2 separate regions of the Homo sapiens genome follow, and region 2 is linked to region 1. A link is an interaction called in ENCODE POLR2A ChIA-PET data of the cell type or tissue named here. Cell type or tissue: PC-9. All regions are shown on one strand. Links, peaks and the distances in the headings refer to the core of each region. The heading gives the core; the rest is flanking DNA.

Region 1 (2,915 bases), core at 233-2,732:
GGTGGAGACATAATGAAGCACCACAGCCTATCCTTTGGGTCTGGAAAGACCAACGTGGCAACCAGGCAAAGGAGCAGAGGAAGAACATTCTGGATAAGGTGTTAAAGGAACTGGGACAAGATCAGTGTGGGTGGTGTAGGGCAAGAGAGGAAGACAGTGGCATGAGAAAGGCCATGTCAAGACTATACTTTGCCTAGTGAGCCATGCCATTTCTTTCTAATAGCAAAGAGAAGTCCCTGGGAGACTAAAAGCAGTGCAGTTAGTATCATGATAGATTTACATATTACAATGGTTCATCCTACCCACACTGTGAAAAAAAGATGCTACAGAGTCCATGTGACAAAAAGATGCTACAGAGTCCAGTTGGATACAAGGTATCCAGTTAGAAGGTTTCCGCACTGATGCAGGAGAGGTGACAGTGGCTCACACCAGAGTGGCAGTAGTAGAGATGTAATAAAAGATTAATGAGCTAGAAAGCTACTTATGTGATAGGACCTGGTTAGGGATTACCGAGAGGGTTGAGAGAAAGCGGTTGTCTAGAATGACTACACATTTTCAGGGCTACTTAGGGAGTAGAACTGATTGAATGTTAGGGGTGAGGGAGAAAAATGAATAGGCAGTATCCAGATAGATATACAGCTTGAACAATAGGATGGATGGTGATATAGCCACTAACATCAACTGAGACACAGCAGGAGGCTTAGGAAGAAAGGTGATGAGTTGCATTTTGGACTTGTTGCATTTAGATACATTGGGTATTCCCTAGATATGAGGCTAGCATATGATTACAGGATAGCACTCTGATACTTGAAGACTAGAGAAGAGACGTAGGTATGGGGAGTCATCATTTTGCAGGTTACACATGCCCCATCAGCGGGGTTGAGATGGGACTGTGGGGAAGCACGACTGTTAAGAAAATAAGGTTGCAGGTCTCATTACCTCTTGCATTAATTAATGCAGAGTCCAATTAATGAAAGTCCAAATTAACAAAAGAGTGCAACCTCTTTTCAGTAACATGTTTATACAGTTCTCAGTAATTTATACCTTGTCCATGCAATCTCCCTAGGTTTAACTGCTGGCTTTCCTCCAGGAAAGCAAAGTGACTGCGAATCAGATCCACTAGTCACCATTTTACTCCAATACAGTGAGATCATGTACTGAGTGAAGAAAAGCAGAATTATTTTCACACTTCAGCCTCTTTTGCAATCTTACTGTTCCTGTCTGAGAACTGGTCTTTCACCATTCTTTCTACTACTGCGACATACCAACGTGTATGGAACAGTACACCCAAGCCAGGCTCATTGTTTACCACTTTCAGGAAACTATTTGCAAACCTGAGATGGGATTAGAACACTCATTATAGCTAACATTTATTTTTTTCATTATTAAACTTTATTGGATATCAACAAAACGAAAAATTAGATTTGGTACAAATCTTGAGAAACTTTTATTTCAAGCCTTGTTAAAAACATGTCTAAAATAATTTGGTTCACTTTCCTGCTTTCCTGAAAACCACTACATAAAATATTGGCTACACCTTGAGGTATTCAGAAGGTTCTATTCATTAGAACTCTTGGTTGCAAGTGACAGAAACCTACCTGAACAATAAACTGCTTTCTTTCCACTTGAGTTGCTTTCCCCCTGTGTCCAAGTAGCAAGAACATGGAATAATTCTCATTGGCCTTGTATCGCACCAAGGTGCCTTTTTGCCCAATCACCTTGGTGAGGAGATGAGATATTGCCTTGGATCACGCCTGGGCCATCTGCCCAACTTGTGGTCAGAAGAAAAGATCTGCTACCAGAATAAAGAAGATGGCAAATCTAACAGGACAGACTAAATATAGTCACTACAACACAATTCACACGATGACGATGAGAATCCAGTACTTTGGGTAGCATGAAAAAAAGAAGTGACAATACCTCAGAGTCATCACTTTGAATGATGATTGTCATTGGAGACAATCATCTTAATAAGATTGGGGTGAGATAAAAAAAGTCACTGTATATTCTTAGAATTTTTAAGGTTTTAAAGTCATCTTTGTAGTAAATTATTAATCTCTGGAAACTAAAATATGAAAATCATTTTCAGTTACCTTTTGATCTAAAAATTACCATTTTTAGTTTAGGTTTTACTACATATAATCCAAGTAGAATGAAGGATAATTTAGGTCAATAATTTTTAATTTGATAATTGAGCTAATATTTTCATGATCCATTAGTCATGGACTCATATGGTAATTTCCTCATGAGATTCTGTTTTAAAAAACAATGTCAGCCAGGTGAGGTGGCAAGTGCCTGTAGTCCCTGCTACTCAGGAGGCTGAAGTGGGAGGATGGCTTGAGGCCAGGAGTTTGAGGCTGTAGTGCACTATGATTGTATCTGTGAATAGCCACTGCACTGCAGCCTAGGCAACATAGCAACACTTGTCTCTAAAAGAGCAAACAAACAAAAACTGCCCCCCCAAACAAAACAAAAAACAATGTCAGTATGATATCTTGTGAACATTAATTACAGATTTGAGTAAAGAGGAAGCTGTATCTAGCCATGGTTCCTGGGAGAACTGAAAGCTAATAATAAATACTCAATGTAGCCTGATTCTTTTTACCACTCTTTCTTCAAAAACTTAACAAAAATTAATTACAAGGGTGACAAAGCCGCTTTTCAAATATGATAAAAACAGAGAATACTGTTTTTAAGAGTCACTCACTGAAATATGACCAAGAAACTAATAATTTCCAGAATATATTTCAACAGCAAAATTTGCAATTTATGTGTATTTTGTTCCCCTGTCATGGTTCAACAACAGTTCATAATGTACAATTAATAGTAATTTTATTGTTCATAATACATCATCATTTTTATATGAAATTAGTCAAGGACAGTTGTTTTACTCAGAAACATCATGTGAGTCTTAA
Region 2 (2,915 bases), core at 131-2,630, 1.1 Mb before region 1:
CTAACTTTCCCATCCAGATTTATTCAGAGCTGGTAAAAGCAATAGCATTCCTCTTGAAATCCCTGCCCTTCCAAGCCTATTGGCATGTTTTTCCAGCCTTGTTTTCTCCTTATATGAGTATTGTTCTTGATATTTAAATATTGACATAAAATTCTTCCATAACTTTGATTGAGTTGTAAATCACACCCTCTCCTTGGCTTCCTACATCCACTTTTTCTTTCCTTTTCTTGCTTAACAGCAAAGCTATAAACCTCTTCCTGGACTGATAAGGAATTTTATCATCATGCCCCAGAGCCACAGAAGAAGCTGTTGGTTTAGAATTCTTTTCAAAGACTCATTTAAGTAATCCCCCAGCCCTTTCTCCGCTCACTACTTTCAGGGCTGCCTTCTCACGTCCAGAAGCAATACAGTTTCCAAACTGCTAGAACAGAAAAACAAATTTGCATTTTTCTGGAAGGACTGTCTGTGCTCATTTCAAGCTGGTTCCGCCTTCTCCGCCAGAAACACAGTAAGTGCTCAGAATGCGAAACCAAAATGAGATAAGAGGCCCCGTGAAATTCTTTTTCAGGACATTCAGCTGTCTTTATTCTAGCCCAAAGCATAGGGTAGAGGCACTAAAAGCTCGAGATACATCCTGCACGATACATTCCAGCGGCCGCAAACTGGAATTGATTTACATATATTCTACAAACTGCTTGTAAGCCCTTTACAACGACTGCCTGACATCAACCACAATTAGAGGCAAAAGTGGGGGCGGGTGGCGAGGACCAGACCGGGGTGGCTCAGGTAAAATGTGCTTCTTTGGTTGTCTTAGGAAAATGCAGCCCCGTCTTTCCGCCAAACGCATCGACTACGGCCAGGCGCCTGCTAACCCAGCAAGCTCTCCGCAGTAACACGTCGCAGGGGTCCCGGGCGGCGCCCGCCCCCTCCGCCGCCAGCGCAACCGCCTGAGCTTACCTGCCTCATGTTTAGAATCCCATGACCCATCCGGCAGGGAGCGAGCTGCATCGGAGCCCGCGTCGCAGTCTTCAGAGCGGAAACACCGAACCCGACAGGAGCCCGCAAGACAAAAGCAACCCGGCGAAATCTACGGGCAGCAAAGAGCACGTTTTCGTCCTCTTTTTCTTTGATCTGTTGCTACACGCACTCTGCTCGAGACAATGTCAAGTTTCTCAACCTTTTCTCCCCCAGCCTATGAAAAGTCGGTCGCAGGGAAGCGAGGACCGCCTGGCTCTTATTTCAAATCAGTTCTCAGAGACGTTGTAGGTGGCTGGCTTGGGCCGCGGAGGAGCTTCGCCAATCAGAAGCAAGGGGGTGGGTCCTGGGAGCCAGAAAGGCTGCCTCCGCGAGGATTAGGGGCGCTTTCGGGATTCAAATGACTGGAAGCAGCTGGAAACAATGTCCAAAGCTCCAAAAGTAAAGGATGAGTTCTATTCTTATCTAACAGCTCTAGTTCTGCTAAAAGCTTAACTAGCTAAGGGCCTTAAATCCTTGCATTTTAAGAGCTCCCTAACAGCATTAAAACATTTGGAAGGTGCAAAATTATTTCAGCCAGAAAAGTTCAACACTCAGGACCCAAGGGTATTTTTAAAAGGATATCTTGCACTGAAGCCCTACTTTTGCAAAAGACTGGAAAGGAAACCAAATTGTTATGAGTAACACCTTAACTAAAACGAACAATCCAGAAAGGAGGGTGTTACCTACCTCATCTGCATATAGATTAACTGTATATTCAATTTAAGAAAAATAAATCTTAATGGGAACGTGCACACAATTTTTTTGAAATGCAGCAAATGAACAAGAATCTTTACCTACTGAAGGCCCGAGGCATAATTTCAAATAACACTATTGTCATAGAACAATACACACTGACATTTTGTTCAGAAAAAAAAAAATTTAGTGCATCCACCTTTCTCTATGGTTTGGCTTCCCTACAGGGTTGATCTGTTGAACTTATTAACAGGGACAAGCTGGACATCACCTTGGCAGGATTGCAGGAGAGCTGGAGAAGTAGTTGGCTTCTTAGAAACAAACTCAGACCAAAAAAAATTTCCAAAGTTTGCTTTCTTAACTCCATATAAGCAATAACTTTTTTCAACTCTTAGCCAACATGATTTTAATGTAAATCTACCTTCTGGATTTCAAGAAAGTGCAAGTTGAGCAAAGAGTACTTTGTGTAGAACTAATGGCATATTTTCCCCCAAGAAATGACCGCAATTTTGTGACGATAATTCAATAAAGATTTTAAATGTGTTGGTATCAGAGGAAAAAAAATTACTTAGCAAATAATGCATTGGTGGCTTCAGGAGTGTCAGCTGCATGGGTTCAATACATGTGAGCTCTGCCCAGTTCTGTGAAAATTTGGTGGTCCGATAACTGGGCCTGGAAGCCCATAACGCTAGCCCCCTGCCTGAGTAGCCTAAGGAGCCACCTAGTGACACAAACTGACTTCAGTCCACTTCTTGTACTTTTCCTTGAGAGCCCTTCATATGATGGAGTTCAGGATTTCTCAATCTCAGCACTATTGACATTTTGGGCAGGATAATTCTTTGTCGTGAGGGCTGTCCTGTGCACTGTAAGATGTGTAGCAGCATCCCTGGATTCTGCACACTAGATGCCAGTAGCACCCCCACAATCGTGATGACCAATAATGTCTCCAGACATTACCAAATGTCTCCTGGGTGATGAAATCACGCTTTGAAAGGGTGGTTCTTAAACTTGAGGGTGCAAGGAAACCTCTGGGGAGATTGTTAAAAATGCAAATCTCCAGGCCCCTGCACCAAAATAATCTGATTCAGTAGGTTTGCTGAGGAGCCTGAGAATCAGCATTTTATCCCACTGACAAAGGACTCTGATTTACTTTGAGAAATATTGCGTCTATCCCAGCCCTAGGTATGCCCCAGCCACAGGACACA

Evidence for each region. Peaks named below come from ENCODE experiments on the same cell type or tissue, not always from the same donor. Only the 100,000 strongest peaks of a DNase experiment are listed, where the experiment ranks them.
Region 2: POLR2A ChIA-PET joins it to region 1 with 5 read pairs; 1 of 35 experiments calls an interaction of 5 or more read pairs at or near these places.

The regions. Positions count from the first base shown.
Region 1 is chrX:11,749,030-11,751,944 of GRCh38, forward strand. It overlaps MSL3-DT (MSL3 divergent transcript), which reads right to left. Exons shown (of 2, transcript XR_007068393.1): 2 at 1,424-2,915. Among named protein-coding and RNA genes, the nearest start is that of MSL3-DT, 7.6 kb to the right of the region's middle. In PC-9, for the core only: no CTCF peak of the experiment used is centred there; a DNase peak (open chromatin) is centred at 1,212.
Region 2 is chrX:10,619,333-10,622,247 of GRCh38, forward strand. MID1 (midline 1) reads right to left here and starts at 1,253. Exons shown (of 10, transcript NM_000381.4): 1 at 958-1,253. It overlaps LOC124905245 (a long non-coding RNA gene), which reads left to right and starts at 369. Exons shown (of 2, transcript XR_007068391.1): 1 at 369-508; 2 at 815-2,915. In PC-9, for the core only: no CTCF peak of the experiment used is centred there; a DNase peak (open chromatin) is centred at 1,259; H3K4me3 peaks cover 1,635 bases; H3K27ac peaks cover 1,632 bases.